2 separate regions of the Homo sapiens genome follow, and region 2 is linked to region 1. A link is an interaction called in ENCODE POLR2A ChIA-PET data of the cell type or tissue named here. Cell type or tissue: endothelial cell of umbilical vein. All regions are shown on one strand. Each heading gives the region's core, and the rest is flanking DNA. Links, peaks and the distances in the headings are about the cores only.

The links. ChIA-PET counts read pairs that join two places held together with the same protein. Peaks named below come from ENCODE experiments on the same cell type or tissue, not always from the same donor. Only the 100,000 strongest peaks of a DNase experiment are listed, where the experiment ranks them.
Region 2: POLR2A ChIA-PET joins it to region 1 with 5 read pairs; 1 of 35 experiments calls an interaction of 5 or more read pairs at or near these places.

The regions. Positions count from the first base shown.
Region 1 is chr7:16,936,802-16,944,973 of GRCh38, forward strand. No RefSeq gene overlaps it. Among named protein-coding and RNA genes, the nearest start is that of AGR3, 59 kb to the left of the region's middle. RefSeq lists an enhancer at 5,880-6,381. In endothelial cell of umbilical vein, for the core only: no CTCF peak of the experiment used is centred there; a DNase peak (open chromatin) is centred at 4,220; H3K27ac peaks cover 1,923 bases.
Region 2 is chr7:17,515,652-17,523,823 of GRCh38, forward strand. All of the region lies in intron 1 of LINC02889 (long intergenic non-protein coding RNA 2889), which reads right to left. Among named protein-coding and RNA genes, the nearest start is that of LINC02889, 39 kb to the right of the region's middle. In endothelial cell of umbilical vein, for the core only: no CTCF peak of the experiment used is centred there; a DNase peak (open chromatin) is centred at 5,930; H3K27ac peaks cover 1,112 bases.

The DNA.
Region 1 (8,172 bases), core at 1,203-6,202:
GAAATTTCTTAGAAAATAAAGCAATGAGGGAAGTAAAGGTAACTAGAAAGAAAAAACAGAGACAAGTCAATGTTAAGAGTTACAACATGGAGGGTCCAGAAATGGAAAACAAAGAAAAACGGGGGGTGAAAATCAAAAGAAAAGAAAGGCAAATTTCCCACAGCTAAAGAGAGAACTGAGGCTTCAGAGTAAAAAAGCTGCTGACAACCAGAGCAAAGGAAGAGGAGAAACACTTGGATTCACATTTGTAAAATTTCCTGCACTAAGGATAAAGAGGTCTTATACACTTCTAGAGAGGGAAAATGCTTTCTACATATTAGGAAGAATCGCAACAGCATAGGAATCCTGAACACCAGAAAACAACAGATTAATGCGTAAAAGCTCTGAGGAAAAATGGATTGAACCTAGAATTGTATACTCAGCAAAACTATTAATCAAGTGGGAAGGCAAACTAAAATGTGTCAGAAACACAGGGACTTAGAAAGTGTAATTTTCATGTACCTATGTTTGGAAGAATTTACTTGAAAATATGTGCTAAGGAAAGAAAGAGAGAAAAGAAAGAAAGCAAGATGAATCCAAGGAGTATAATAAACAGTGGCACTAATCCAGGAGTTTGGTTTGTGTTAATTTTAGGATAGCAGTTGTATTAGCAGATCTGAAAAACTATAGTTCCAAAGAGTAAGTCATAGCATTTTAAAGGAGAAATTTTAAATGTATATAGTTAAGATGCTGGATGGTTAAAGATACAGTGACAAAAGCGTATGTTAGTTTCCATCAACAAGAAAATAAAAAGTTCAGCTCCATAAAAAGCAAAGCTGTGGGTCAAGTGTGAGGGAATCGTAAATGGGGCATGATGCTGAGCAAGGGATGTGGGGTAAGTGAATGTTTTCTTTTGCATGGCATAGAGGTAATGCCATTGGACCTACAAAGAAGGAATGTACTCCTAACACGTTACTTGGCTCTTCTGTGAAGGAAATATTTATAAACAAGTACCAGTCAGGTTTCAGTGTGGAAAAAACACTGAATAGTCTTTTAAGGAGAATGAATTTTATGGCAGGGGATGAGGTACTTACATAATCATCGAAGGGGCTGAAGGGTGAAGATTACGGCACCGCCAGTAGGATCTTTGGTCCCACTTTTACAATTTGGACTTAGAGGTTTGGCAGCTTCAACTGTCTCCTAGGGAAGAAAGCTGCAGGAAATCCTCACAGAAGTCACAAGGCACTCTGCTGGCCCTGGGGCAGGGACTGGCAGGGGACATAGAATCTAGCTAGCTGGCTGCCGCAAACACTCATGTTTCTGCACTCCAGGTGTGCCTGCTGCTATCTCTGCCTGGGAAAGAATAACTTCACTCCCGCTCTGGCTTCTAACATTTATCGAAGTGCATCTCATTGGATGACTCTTAAATTGATTCTAGAACCCTCTAGCTACAATATTATAATCTATACTTAAGGGACTGGAATACCTTTATTTTGTGAGAAAAATACACTGAGCTATCAAGGTAGAAAATAAATTTGCTAAATACAGAGGGATTTGCAAAACTGCAGATCTTAAGGTAGGATGTGAACTTACACATAACATGGCCAAGCAAAATGTAGTAATAGGAGCACCATTTTGGATGGCTCCAAGAAGTGATTCCAGAAGTGGAATCACAATCCAGAAGTGAATTAGGGAATTGGGTACAACTGATTGGTGAACATCTGGTTGCTGGTAAAAACAGCCTTAGTAAATGGCTGAAGGAAAAGGCCCTTATGCTTTGATGAGGAAATGTGGTTTGAGGCGTCCCGCTCCTACAAGAGTGGGCAGAGTTTAGAACAGATTAAGGATATATGTGGAGTACCTATAAGCAAAATCCCCTATTAAAGATAATAGTAAATTTGTTTTCAATTTTTAGAATGGACCTATAGGCAAAATATGGAAGACATAAATAGTAGCCTTAGTACAAAGCATAAATATTAACATCGTTTAAAGTAAATGCAATAACAAAATATTTAAATATACTATAAACATATAGGAGTGTAATTAACTAAAACACAACCAAAAATGATAATTCTATTTCTTAGAGCAGAGTGAATAGATAACACCTTGAATACTTAAGAAATTATGCTGTAGGTATATTCTTTTGAGTAGAAGAGATAACCAGTATGAGAAATAAAAACAGAAACAGAAGTAGGAAGTGGTGGGAGTGGGTGGGTAGAGGTTGGGCTCAATATTTTTGCTTTTCATTTTAAGATCCTTTTATAGTGCTTGATTTTTTTAACCATACACATGTATTGTTTTAATAAAAAAATTAAAAAGGCTGTTCTTTTTTTTAATCACAATCTTCAAGTAAGGATATTGCTCATAGCAAAAAAAAATTCAAGGAAATTTACCTCTTTAGTGATATTCATACTCTGAAGGATTATCAAAACTACTTCATTCTATTTGAATTAAAGTTACTAAGATTTTGTTTTTCATTAGTGTTGGAAATGATTCTCACTAGTTGCTGTATCTACCTTTTGCATCATGCTATGGGGCCCCTCACCTGTGGCAGGTGAGTCACTGTCAGTGATGTGCTGTTGCTGAGCTCTGCCTCTCCTGCTGTTTGTTTTCAGGAAGACATGCATGAATAGGACTTGTAACTCTATTTCAAGCAAAGGGGATAGGACCAAGATCCCAATGTGCCCAATCATAGCAGATATCATCTGAAGGCATCTGGGGAAGGAAGTTTAATGGGGAATCACTAGTTGAAATATGTGTGCCTGAATTGTCTTAATAGCAAGCGTGTATTAATTCATAAAAAGAGTTAAATAATAATGCAGAGAAAAGTAGCAAAAGGATGTATATGCCCACATCTATGCTAATATGATGTACTTAATTTTGTTTTCCGTTTAAGTAAGACAGCTTTGGTTGATTTTTGCCTTCTCTATTCCAAGCAAGTAAAGCTACTGGGATCCATGAAACTAAGCTAAACGGAAAAGACTCTCTTTCTCAAAGCACACAACAAAGAAAAGTTCCAAGTCCGAATAAGTTTAGGAAATGCTGGTTAAACATATCTAAATAAGCTTCTTTACTGCAGGTTTACTCAGGAGGGGCACTGTGAATATCTAAGACTGATAACATTTAGGTAGAGTAGTGGGTATTTCAGAAAATAATTGAAAAAGGAAAATTATGTTTTAGTAAAAATGGGTTTAGTCATATTGTGCAGGAAGGATTCAAGATGCAAGGAAAAGTAAATGTAATGAACGCAGTGATAAGACCATTGTACCGATCCCTGGTGATATAGTTTGGATATGCATCTCAGTCCAAGTCTCATGTTGAATTGTAATCCCCAGTATTGGAGGTGGGACCTGGTGGGAGGAGGTTGGATTATGGGAGTGAATTTCTCATGAATGGTTTAGCACCGTCTCCTTGGTGCTGTCCTCATGATAGTTTGTGACTTCTCATGAGATCTGGCTGTTTAAAAGTGTGTGGCACCTCGCTTGCTCTCTCTCTTGCTCTTGCTTTTGCCATACGATGTACCTGCTCACTCACCTCCTGCGGAGCAGCTGGTTTCTAACAGGCTATGGACCAGTACCAGTAACATGGGGTTAGGGATCCCAGCTTTTTGGCACACTTTGATCAACTTTGATGATTTTTTGTTTTTAATTGCTGTACAAAATCTTAATCTGTTGGTTATTACCTATATAAATGATTGCCAAACAACTACTTGATATGTAGAAAACAAAGCATGCTACTAGATAAAGACCTTATATATTTACTTCATTTATCTATAAGAATTAAATACTATATAATTAATATTCTAATATTGGGAAGTAGTCTAATCTCTTGATCTATCTATTTATTTTATTTCTTTTTTAGTATACTGACAATTTAAGGCAGATTCTAGATTGACTCAATGCGTGTGATCCAGTTAACTGAATGCAATTTTGGTATCAATTCTCCAAGCAAAAATTTCTTGATTTGTAAAAATAAAAAGTAGCTATTTGTAGCAACACTAGTTATTCTAAAGCTGCTTTCCTTGATCACTGATTTCAGGAACAGAAATATAAGAACTGTAACAATCTAGCTAGAATTTAGGCAAATGCATTTGTAACACTAGTAAGAGATAAAAGTTGTTATCTTTTAGACAAGAAACAGCTGATGTTATCTAGTCTAGACAGGACTTCCTTTTAGTTAATTGGAAGCTTTGTGGCAGGAACTCAGGCAAGCCATAGGAAAGAAAGAATAGGAACACACAAAGGAAATATGAAGATAAGAAACTTTTTCATAATATAATAGCTTTGTTCTCTTCTCAGTTTTTTAATCTGACAAATTCCACATAGAGTGCAGAGCTTTCTTTACCATTTGAAGTACAACTTTAAAGAAAAGGCATAGCCTGATAGGCTAATATTTACTGGATTATTTCAGTAGATGAGGCTGCAGTGGTGGTTTGGTATTGTGTGGACATTAGATGATGGAAACTTGCTTGTAACAGATGCTCTCTTATCAGAGACATATACAGGTTATTAGTGGAGACTTTTAGTCCCAGAATGTCCTAGTGCATGTTTAAGTGTTTATCGAAATACACATGACTGTTCATTGACTTTCCCCTGAGATTATTATGGGGAAAAAAGGCTTGGTATGCCTGAATCTCATTTAAACTCATTGTTTCAAGTTTTACTTTAAAAAAGACATTTTCCAGGAGTGCTAAAATTATTGATATGAAGCATTTTCCACTTTCTTTCTTTAATGATTTAACTTTTTTAATTTTTTCATTTCACAAGAAATCCATGATATTTTGTTGGCTATTGTATAAAATACAGAACAATCAAAACAAGTAAAAAGAAAAGGTAAAATCTGAAATTTAACTATTATTGTTACTCTACTATCCAGGTGGAAAAAGAAACATTGTAATCTTTTGGCTTGTAATACCCACATTTTATTTCTAAGTAAACACACACAAACATAAATGGCAGGATACTTGGCCATTATTATCTTTTTTATTCTCTGCCATATGAATCAGGAAAAAAAAGTAAAGGACTACCTCTTGTGCATCCCATGATGTAGCCACGTGTTGTACTCCAAGATTCTTATTTATGACTTTTGTGTTGACTGGCCAGAAGCAAGAGTTTCCAGGTACTCAGAAGATAATCTCCACCTATACTTTTCTTTTTGGAAAAACCTAGTGTGAGAAAGACACAAGCATACAGTCTTTTGGAAGAAAAATATTTCTTGTAGTTTTTTGTGATTCTTGGTATTTTCTTTTTTTCTTCTCCTTCTCCTTTTCCTTCTCCTTCTTCTTCTTCTTCTGTTGTTGTTGTTGATAAGTTATGGGTCATAGGGCAGGTCATGAAGAGCAATTGTCCCAGAGATTGCCAAGAGCTGTGGCCTTGGGAAATCAATGAAGAATCTCCAGGTGATATAGCAGTTAAGAAGAAATTATTTAGGCAGATAGTGAGGGTAAGGAAGTCCTTGGTAAGGTTTTCCTTTTAATGAAAAGCAACCCCCAAATCATTTTCTTTTCTAACAAAGAGCAGCCTGTAAAATCGAGCTGCAGATATAGACAAGCAAGCTGGAAGCTTGCACTGGTGAATGCAAGCAGCTGTGCCAATAGGAAATGGCGATGTGGGGGCTAGGCCTGTCCAACATGGTGGCTCCATCTTCTCTTTTCCTTGTCAACCACGTGCACAGTAAGGAGTAGGCAACATGGCATGAGTCAGGTAGAGACCCATTTGCGGAAGAAGATTACGGTGGGGTGGGCAGCTTCTTTGCGCCCTATGTAAACATCACACCTGATCCAACCAATCTTTGAGCCCTATGCAAATCAGACACCACCTCCTCAAACCTGTCTATAAAACCCTGTGCACTCCACCACAGGCTGGAAGTCCCACTCAGGTGCCCTTCTCTGTCTCTTGCAGGAGAGAGAGCTGTTCTTCTTTCTCTTTCTTTTGCCTATTAAACCTCTGCTCTTAACCTCACTCTACCTATGTCTGTGTCCTTGATTTCCTTGGCTTGAGGCAATCAACTTTGGGGATTTAACCCAGACAACGACACTGAGAGGTGACAGCGTGCTGGCAGCCCTCGCTTGCTCTTGGTACCTCCTTGGCCTTGGTGCCCATTCTGGCCATGCTTGAGGAGCCTTTCAGCCCGCTGCTGCACCGAGGGAGCCCCTCTCTGGGCTGGCCATGGCTGGAGCCGGCTCCCTCTGCTTGCGGAGAGGTGTGGAGGGAGAGGAGCTGGCGGGAACCAGGGCAGAGCACAGTGCTTGCAGGCCAGTGCGAGTTCCAGGTGGGTGCGGGCTCAGTGGGCCCTGCACTCAGAGCAGCTGGCCGGCGCCACCGGCCCCTGGCAGTGAGGGGCTTAGCACCCAGGCTAGCAGCTGTGGAGGGTGCGCTGGGTCCCCCAGCAGTGCTGGCCCACCCGCGCTGTGCTTGAATTCTCTCCGGGCCTCAGCTGCTTCCCTGCAGGGCAGGGCTCGGGACCTGCAGCCCACCATGCCCGAGCCTCCCCACTGCTGTGGGCTCCTGTGGGCCCGGGCCTCCCCGACAAGCACTGCCCCCTGCTCTGCAGTGCCCGGTCCCATCAACTGCCCAAGGGCTGAGGAGTATGGGTGCATGGCACGGGACTGGTGGGCAGCTCCGTCTGCGGCCCCAGTGCGGGATCCACTAGGTGAAGCCAGCTGGGCTCCTGAGTCTAGTGGAGACTTGGAGAAACTTTATGTCTAGCTAAGGGATTGTAAATACACCAGTGAGCACTCTGTGTCTACCTCAAGGTTTGTAAATGCACCAGTCAGCACCCTGTGTCTAGCTCAAGGTTTGTAAATGCACCAATCAGCACTCTGTATCTAGCTAAACTGGTAGGGACTTGGAGAACTTTTATGTCTAGCTCAGGGATTGTAAATGCACCAATCAGCACCCTGTCAAAACAGACCAATCAGCTCTCTGTAAAATGGACCAATCAGCAGGATGTGGGTGGGGCCAGATAAGGTAATAAAAGCAGGCTGCCTGACCCAGCAGTGGCAACCCGTTGGGGTCCCCTTGCACAGTGTGGGAGCTTTGTTCTTTTGCTCTTTGCAGTACATCTTGCTGCTGCTTACTCTTTGGGTCCACACTGCGGTAATACTCACCACGAAGGTCTGCGGCTTCACTCCTGAAGCCAGTGAGACCACAAACCCACCAGAAGGAAGAAACTCCAAACATCTCTGAACATCAGAAGGAACAAACTCCGGACACACCATCTTTTAGAACTGTAACACTCACTGTGAGGGTCCGTGGCTTCATTCTTGAAGTTAGTGAGACCAAGAACCCACCAATTCCAGACACAACACCACTTCACAGGTGACAGATTGGCAAGGAAGCTGTGGCACTATGCAAATTCTAGTGAGTGTCCATGAAAACAGGCAGTGAGAGTGTCAGTGGTGTCAAATGTGGACTGGGGTAGGGGCCTCTCTCCAAATGTTCTAAGTTGTGTGATTCTTCCAAAACACTCCATGGAAGTTTCCCTCTTTACATATGATAGAATTTCCTGACAACCAAGTAGATGTGGTTTTTTGGTAGATGTGTCTGATTTAGATAAAGATGAACAACATGGCCTTAATGTCCCCTCAGGTGGACTAAACTTGAGACAGGTTTCCTCCTGACTGTGGGCCCCTGACCTTGTTTTTCTTAGAGAATATACATTAGAAAACTTGCAAATTCTAAATTTCTACCTTTCTGAGATGTAAATCTACAGTTGGGAATGTCCTTCTTACAGATCTAGGAACCATTCCTTTGAAATGTAATGATCAAGAAAGATAAGACCCCTCTTTCCCAGTCTATGGGAAGGTAAAGTTTAACTTTGTTAAGCACAATTAGCAAACACAGGTGACCTGATCACATTGACCAGCTTCCCCTACCCCTAAACTTACTCTAGCTCACCCTAGGACTTAAAAACTCTCTGGAGTTGAGCTCTGTAAACCAAAAAGTGACATAGGCAGATCTGAGTCAATTAGAGGTTTATTTTGCCAAGGTTGAGAATCAGCCGGGGAAAAACACAAATCACAGGAGCATCTGTGATCTGTGCTTTTTCCAAAAAGGGTTTTGAGAACTTCAGTATTAAAGGGGAAAGAGCAGGCAGGAGGGGAAGGAAGAATGAAAACAGAAGTCAGAGTAGGCAGTGAGGCAAGTGGCTACATTCTTGTGAGGCTTTGATTTGTTTCAGTAAATCTACATT
Region 2 (8,172 bases), core at 1,347-6,346, 580 kb after region 1:
AATGCATCCCCAATAAAAATGCTAGCAAGCTATTTTGCAGATGTAGACAAACCAATTCTAAAGTTTATATGGAGAGGCAAAAGACTCAGAATAGTCAAAACAATATTAAAGGAGAAGAACAAAACTGGAGGACTTACAATACCTCAGTTTGCAACTAATTCTAAAGCTACAATAATCAAGACAATAGTGTTGAAAAATAGACAAACAGATCAATGGAACAGAACAGAGAGCTCAAAAGTTGACCTATATAAATACAGTAAATTGATCTTTGACAAAAAAGCAAAGACAATACAATAGAGAAAAGATAGTCTTTTCAAAAAATGATGCTTGAACAAATGTAAATACACATATAAAAAAATGAATCTATATACAAACTCTATACCCTTCATAAATGTTGACTTAAAATGGACCACAGACCTAACTATAAAACACAAAACTATAAAATTCTTAGATAACATAGAAAAAAAAATCTAGAGGGCACTGGGTTTGATGATGACACCAGGTTTGATGATGACACCAAAAGCACAGTCCATGAAAGAAACACTTAATAAGCTGGACTTCATTAAAATTAAAAATTTCTGCTCTGTGAAAGACACTGTAAAGAAAAGAAAAAGATACACCACAGACTGGGATAAAATATTTACAAAAACGAATTTAATAAAAAACTGTTATCCAAAATATACAAGAACTCTTCAAACGTAACTATAAGAAAACAACCCGATTAAAAGATGGACCAAAGACTTTAAGAGATACCTCACCAAAGAAGACATTTAGATGGTCAGTAAGCGTATGAAAAGATGTTCCACAGCATATTTCATTGAGGAAATACAAATTAAAATAATGAGATACTAGTACATTAATCAGCATGACCAAAATCCAGAAGACTGACAATGCCAAATGGTGGCAAGGATGTGGAACAGTAACTTTCCATTAAGGGTGGGAATGCAAAATGATATACCCACTTTGGATGAGAGTTTGGTGATTTCTTATAAAACTAAACATACTCTTACCATATGATCCAGCAGTCATGCCACCATTTAGCATTGTCAGTCTTCTGACATATGATGTGGATATTTAAATAACAACAAAAAGACTGGGAAGATAGAAAGGAAGATTTAATCTAGGAAGTTCATTTTTAGCCTTAAAATACTGAGTAGCTTACAAAAAGTCTTCTCCTTTTTTCTTCATAGTGAATAGTTTTTATGTTAGGATGATTTTATTGTATATGCACAATAATGCTGGATTGCACTGACTCATCCATTCCTAATTTTGAGTGTGTGAAGATCTTGATGTTGTGCCGTGCAGATCCAGATGTCAGGCATTTTGCCATACTTGCCAATATAGGCAGCTGATTATAATTATTCACTGCCATTAAATTGCTGCTCAAAAATTTTCCCATTCAAGTTGATGAATCAAGATGTTGTTTGGGCTAAGCTTTTCCCAAGAAAATGCTTTCCAAATTCCTAATACTTTGACCTCAAGAATATTTAAGAAAAAGGCTGGTGTGATGTATGCATGGGATTTATAGTAAGTCTATTAGAGATAGATCTTTTTCAAAAGGAAGAACTGTCAAACCAAAATATAAACATAGGCAATAATGAGATTGTAACCCAAATGTCAGTTACACAACACCCCATTAATTTCACTTATCCTTTCATCTCCAAACAAGTCCATGGGTTTTGTAAATATAAAAAATAAAAACCTCCCCATGTTCTCTACCCGCTCATATGGCATGGGGAAGGAGGGTGAAGATCTTTATATCTGTGGCTTCTTGATCTAGAATTCTGCTTTCACACTTGCTCTCTCTCTTCTGTTCCAACCTAAACTTGAAACAAATCTTCTCTGATTTCTACAGAACAAATAAATAAGCAAACACAGTAAGAATTCGAGGGATTATTTGTCGGGCGCGGGGGCTCACACCTGTAATCCCAACATTTTGGGAGGCCGAGGCAGGTGGATCACCTGAGGTCAGGGGTTGGAGACCAGCCCGGCCAACATGGTGAAACCCCATCTCTACCAAAAATACAAAAAATTAGCCGGGCATGGTGGCAGGCACCTGTAATCCCAGCTACTTAGGAGGCTGAGGCAGGAGAATTGCAGTGAGCCGAGATGGCGCCACTGCACTCCAGCCCGGGCAACAGAGAGAGACTCCATCTCAAGAAAAAAAAAAAAAAAATTGAGGGTATGGTAGACTTTCTTAAATGATTCCTGGAATAGAGCAGAAAAGAGTTCATGTTCCAGCCACAAAAATCAACTTCAAATGAAATAATAGGTATCATCTATCTTAAAATTTCATTTGGTTACATCCCCACCAGGCTTGCCACTGGCCTTTCACTTTATGTAATCCTAGCTCTCATCATCTTGTTGGTTTTTCTCTCCATGCTTCATTTTATACATTCTCTCATTGTCCTTCTCCCTCTCTGAAGAAGTAACAGGTTCTTTCCCGGTCTCTCATAGCTATAGGCACTGTCTGCCTTTTCCCCAGAACCTTGGTGCCAGCCAATACCAAAGCTCTGGGAATCCAACTTCCTATTGGATGGGCTCTTGAAGTAACATTTCCAATTCTTTCTAAGAAGAATTCTGGTGACTGTTGTTAAATATGTACATTTAATTTTATTTTATTATAATCTCAGTTTCTCATTATGGAAGAGGTAAGAGAACATTATCCAACATTGTTAAGCACCTACTATGTATGGAAGGCTAGGCACACAGCACTGACCTTGGTACTACCGGGAAGGCAGCTTGACCTAACATACTCAAGAAATTCTAACATTTTATCTTCAGTAGCCCTTTAGATTGCAAACATGACATTTTCAAGAATACGACATAAAAAGGTTTGCAAATATCCTTTTTCCCTGTAATATGTTCCATATTAAGGGGCCAAATTTGCCAGGCTCATACAAGAAATGTCTTTCTCCTCTTTTGATGTGCTTTTAAAATTTATTTCTGCTTTAGTAACAAAACAAAAAAGTCACTGAAAATAAAAATTTAATTCCATTCTTTTAACAAGCAGCTGTCAGCCATATTCTTTAATAGGAAGTGAAGGTTGGAAGATTTTAGTGGAGAAGGAAAAGTTACATCAAGTACAAGAAATAGGCCAGGCATGGTGGCTCACGCCTGTAATCCCAGCACTTTGGGAGGCCAAGGCGGGTGGATCACTTGAGCTCAGGAGTTCGAGACCAGCCTGGGAAACATGGTGAGACCCCAGTTTCTATTAAAAACACACAAAAAATAGCCAGGCATGGTGGTGCACACCCGTGGTCCCAGCTACTTGGGAGGCTGAGCTGGGAGGATTCCTTGAGCCGGCAGGGTGGGGGTTAGGGGGTGGGGAAGGTTTCAGTGAGCTGCGATACCACCACTGTACTCCAGTCTGGACAACAAAGCCAGACCCTGTCTCAAAAAAGAAAAAAAAAAAACAGGTAGTACAAGAAACAGTCTTTGGTCTTAGGAGAACATTTATGTAGGCATCAGGAAAAAGTCAAGAGTTCACAAGAACATAATAATTGTTAAGGACTCACTATACAAGATGCTACAAAACACATCTAAATTGTTAAGGCAGTATCAGAAAGAATACCCAGTGTGGAATGAAGTTTGACCTATAGATTGAATCTCTAGCTGGCAGCTGAAACTTGAAAGTATTATATGTGTATGACTACTATACTGACCCAGGACGATACGTGACTTAATTGAAATATGATAGTTTCATCCCCACAATTGTCCTCTAAACCTTATTCAATAGGAGCAGTTTCCTCTAGCACCAGGTCAAAGACTGACTCTTGGATAATAAACAGTCTTACAGTCACTTTAAGTCTTTAGCTCTCTGCGTGCTGGAGCCAGCTCCTACAAGCTCAGTAGAGCCGATTGTGGTTGTTTCTGCCCAACTCCACGTTTAATGATGTCAAATTAACAGCTTCAGGTAGGTTATAACTTCCCTATATACACTGCCAGAAGTGCTAAAAATTGAGGATGGGAAGAGGACTACTTTTGTGGATTTTTTTTTTTTTTTTTTTTAAGAATCAGTTTTTCAGCACAGCACTGGTTCCATGGCAAACAAACATCCCTTAGCCCCAACAATTTTTAGAAGTACAGGCAAATCCCAACATTGCTCTTCTACTGGCTTCATTACCAGCAGCAGCTAGCATCTTTTGCCCTTTAAATAGACCTGTTGGGAGCCACACTACCAAAAGCCTCAATGCGGGAGCAACATATGAAATTGCCCAAGTATCCTTGGAAGCCTCATCATTAGGTTTGATGATAGGGAGCAGGCACCCCGCCTCCAAGGTGTATAGCTCATAACATAGCTTTCTCCAAAGATACCTTCTCCCCTGAAATCCACTCTCTTCCAATCCACACTCTACCTCAGTCTTATATCTTCCATCTGGTGAAGGGTCCAAGAATTACGGAACTGATGAATTCTACATTTAGGATCTGTCTTGTGAAATTCATCTCTATTTTTTCTTGGTATCTTGCTCAAAATTCAATTTTAACATTCTGTTTCAAGAGGTCAGCATAAATAATGTCAAAGAGAAGGAAATCCCATATATATGTATATATATTTTCTGTTTGGGAGGACTACCAAAAATAAGCTCAAATGAGAGAATACATCAATCTTGTATTTTGTGGTTATAGTTGTTATTGTTGGGTTGTTTTTGTTTCTTTTTATGGCAAAGGTAGTCAAGTTCATGGGTTAAAACTCATTTAATTTGGAAAGAAGAAAACTACACTAACTGGACACCACCCTGTGCTAGGCCCTGTGCTAGGCTGGGCAGCACTTCTTATACTTAATGTGCAAAGGAAGCCCCTGGGGGGGTCCATGTTAAAATGCTGATTTTCATTAGGTCTAGGTAGAGCTGATATTTTTATTTCTAACAAGTTCATAGGTAATGCCCATGCTGCTAGTTTGGAACTTCTTTGAATAACAACGGGCTAGAGAATATATATATACACATGCACACACATACATACATATACATATATAAACATATGCACATGTATATTTACACATGAAGATTCAAGAAAAAATTAAAACAATTCCATGAGATAGATGTTTATCATTATCTGTATTTCACCAATACAAAAACTGCAAATGAATGAGGTTGACTTGCCCAACCACATAGATAAATGGCAGAGGGGATTCAAAACCACATTTCTCTTCCCTTTTTTCATTAGTTGACATAGCATCCAGAAGTTGTTACTGTTTTTAAACTATAAACTGTAATCAGGTTAAAAAAATAAGTAACAATGTTGAATTTCTTTTTCTCATAATGTGATTGACCTCCCCATTTTAGTAACTGTTCAGATTCTCCTATTTCATGTCCCTGAGTTTTAATGGATTTAATCAAAACTATTTTCAAATACTAGTTGCTAGTACATATAGTCTACCCACGAAATATCTTCTAGATGCTTGGTCCATGACTAAATGGCACAAGTGCCTGTATTAAGAGAGGTATTTTGTACTCTGCAATGATGTATCTGACCATTCATGTTCTCTCATTATACTAGCTAGTCTTCAGGCTTTTTCATTATGCTATTTAGTGAGGAGATGTTCTAAAACCTTTACTGACTCTCTTCATCTCCTTCACTTATAATGAATTTGTACAGAATGCTACAGCCAAGGAACACAAAAGCTGAGCCCCAAGAAAAAAAAAAGTGATTAATGTGGACTTTCCCTAAACAGATGGTATTAACAACCTCAGCCTGCAAATTTCAATTTTAAAAGATAACAGTCTAAGTCCCTGATAGCTCACAAAGTACCTTGGTTACATATAATTTGTTTGTACAAAATTGAAGATTATTAGTTAAATAATGATTCTTTTAATCTTAGCATTTACACAAGTATTTTTTTCAATTGTTGTCATTGCTACATAGACTCAATCCCTTGGTCTTTTCCTTTAAGCTTTTTAAAAACTAAATGAAGGAAGGAAGACAGAGGACGTGAGTCACATGCTAACAAAAATAACAAAACAGTGTTGGCCACAGATAATTTCCTGAAACCGGTATGAGAAGGAATAAGCTATGTGAAAGAAAAACATTGGCAAGCCATTTTGTGAAACAGTAAAATTTCCAAATATAATTGAAAAGAGAAAAATCTTCCCAAGCAAAATACCCATTTCCAAGCCTAAGGCAACAAATAAACAAATGAAGGGTGGGGAAAGTTCAGCCTTAATATTAAAAAAAAAAAAAATTCAACTTTGTTTTCTAGATATCTGATATGATTGAGGAGCTGTTTTAAGAAAAACAAAGAAACATGTCAGTAAAATTTCCTTTTGTTATATATATATTATGATATCTATATGAGAGATTTAATAAAGTGTTAAGGTATGCTGGGTTCATTGAGTTTTAGCTTTGGAAACATCTCCTTGGATAAATGGAGTTTAATAATCGGAACTCTATGTAATATATCAAGAGACCCAAAACAAACACACAGAACATTTGATTAGCTCAACAGCTGCTAAAAATCATTTTGATAAAAGTCAGCCCCATTTCTGATTTAAAATTTTTGTTAGCATCAGGATGAAAAAGGATGTTATTTATATGCAAAAACATTAATCTACCTAAAACAGCTATTTGCTTGCTTAAGAGAGGAACTGTTAGGCAGCCCATACATTAAAATCTGGAATAGACAAAGGATGCTCATAATCCCAGTATTTTGAATTTTTCTAGGATTTTCAACTATTATCAAAATATAAAGGAAAAAGAATTTTGCTAGTCTACCTAGAAAATTCAAGATAATCAATTGAAAAGTTATTAGACTACATAAGAAATTTCAGTAAATCAGATAGACACCAGATAAAATCAAAAGAGCAATCACTCTTTGGCATGTCAGCAATAGCTGGTTAAAATATAAGATAGAACAAAAATAGTAGACAAGGACGACAAATATATAGAAATAGTCTTTTTAAACAAATGAGCAAGAACCATGAACGTCCTTTCTGAGTTATTCATTTAAACAACATGAACAAATGGTGAAATTTTCCCTGTTCATGGATGAGGAAATCGACTATTATTAAATGTTAGATCTTTTCAAATTTATAATTGTGAAGCAATTACACCAAAATGTCAAGGGGGCTTCTTTTGAAATATTTCTAGATTTAATGTGAAAGAATAAATGATGAAGAGTTAAGAGCATTTTGAAAAGGAAGAGTAATGGGAGAAGAGAGTTTAGCACTACGAAATATTAACATGTTATGAAGCTCTAACGAGGTGAAGAGCACGGTACTGTCAAATACGTAAGAATCAAGAAAGTAATAAATGAGGCCTTCCAAATGAATGAGAAGGAGATTTGTTTGAGAAACAGTTCCGAACAATTCCAAAATAATGATAGTAAAATGTAAAAAAACACCAAATATTATAACATAAAAAATAAAATTAAATAAGCAAATTTGTCACTCACAGAAGAAAAAGAAAAGCATAATAAGCTCAAAAACAAAGGAACAGATTACTAGATTTAAAGATCTAAAATTTTTTATTTCTGCCCATCGTAAAACCTCAGAAACCTAAATAGTAAAAACAAGCTGGATAAAATATATACAAGATAATTCAACTAAGAGCATGAACTGAACATTCAGAAAAATAAAAATACATATGGCTAACACAAATAATGTTCACCTTTAATAATCAAAGATATAGTAAAATTTAAAGAAAATGGCATACTTTTAGTTCTTTAAAATAGTTAACATTTTAAATGATAGGCCTAGCCAATAATACATTCTTTGTTCTTATGTTTTCTCAGGTTGATTTGGAAGTTAACCATTCAGTAAAACTGAGCTGCCAAGTTGTAACGAAAGCAAGTCTCGTACAAAATTCTCCCACACTTACAGTTATATAAACATTCATTAACAAGCAGGCAAAAAACAACCTGTACTGTAGTTTCACTGAAATGCCAGCATTGTCCTTTTAAGTGATCAGCCGCCCCACCAACATAAAAAAATAACTGAAACCAATTATGACAGCCTTCCAGAAGCAGGGCCTAGTACCCTGATAGTTAGCTCCAGACAACTTGAAAAATTCATAAATCAATGGGTGGCCACAGGACCATTTAGGGATCAAGCCTTGGGCACTATTTTAAGGGTATGGTAAGGCCTCACTGGTTTCTTATTCCATTGGCATATAAATATGCAGAATGTCTCTAACATGTTTTTAAAGAAATCATTTCTCCTGAAAACTTAAAAT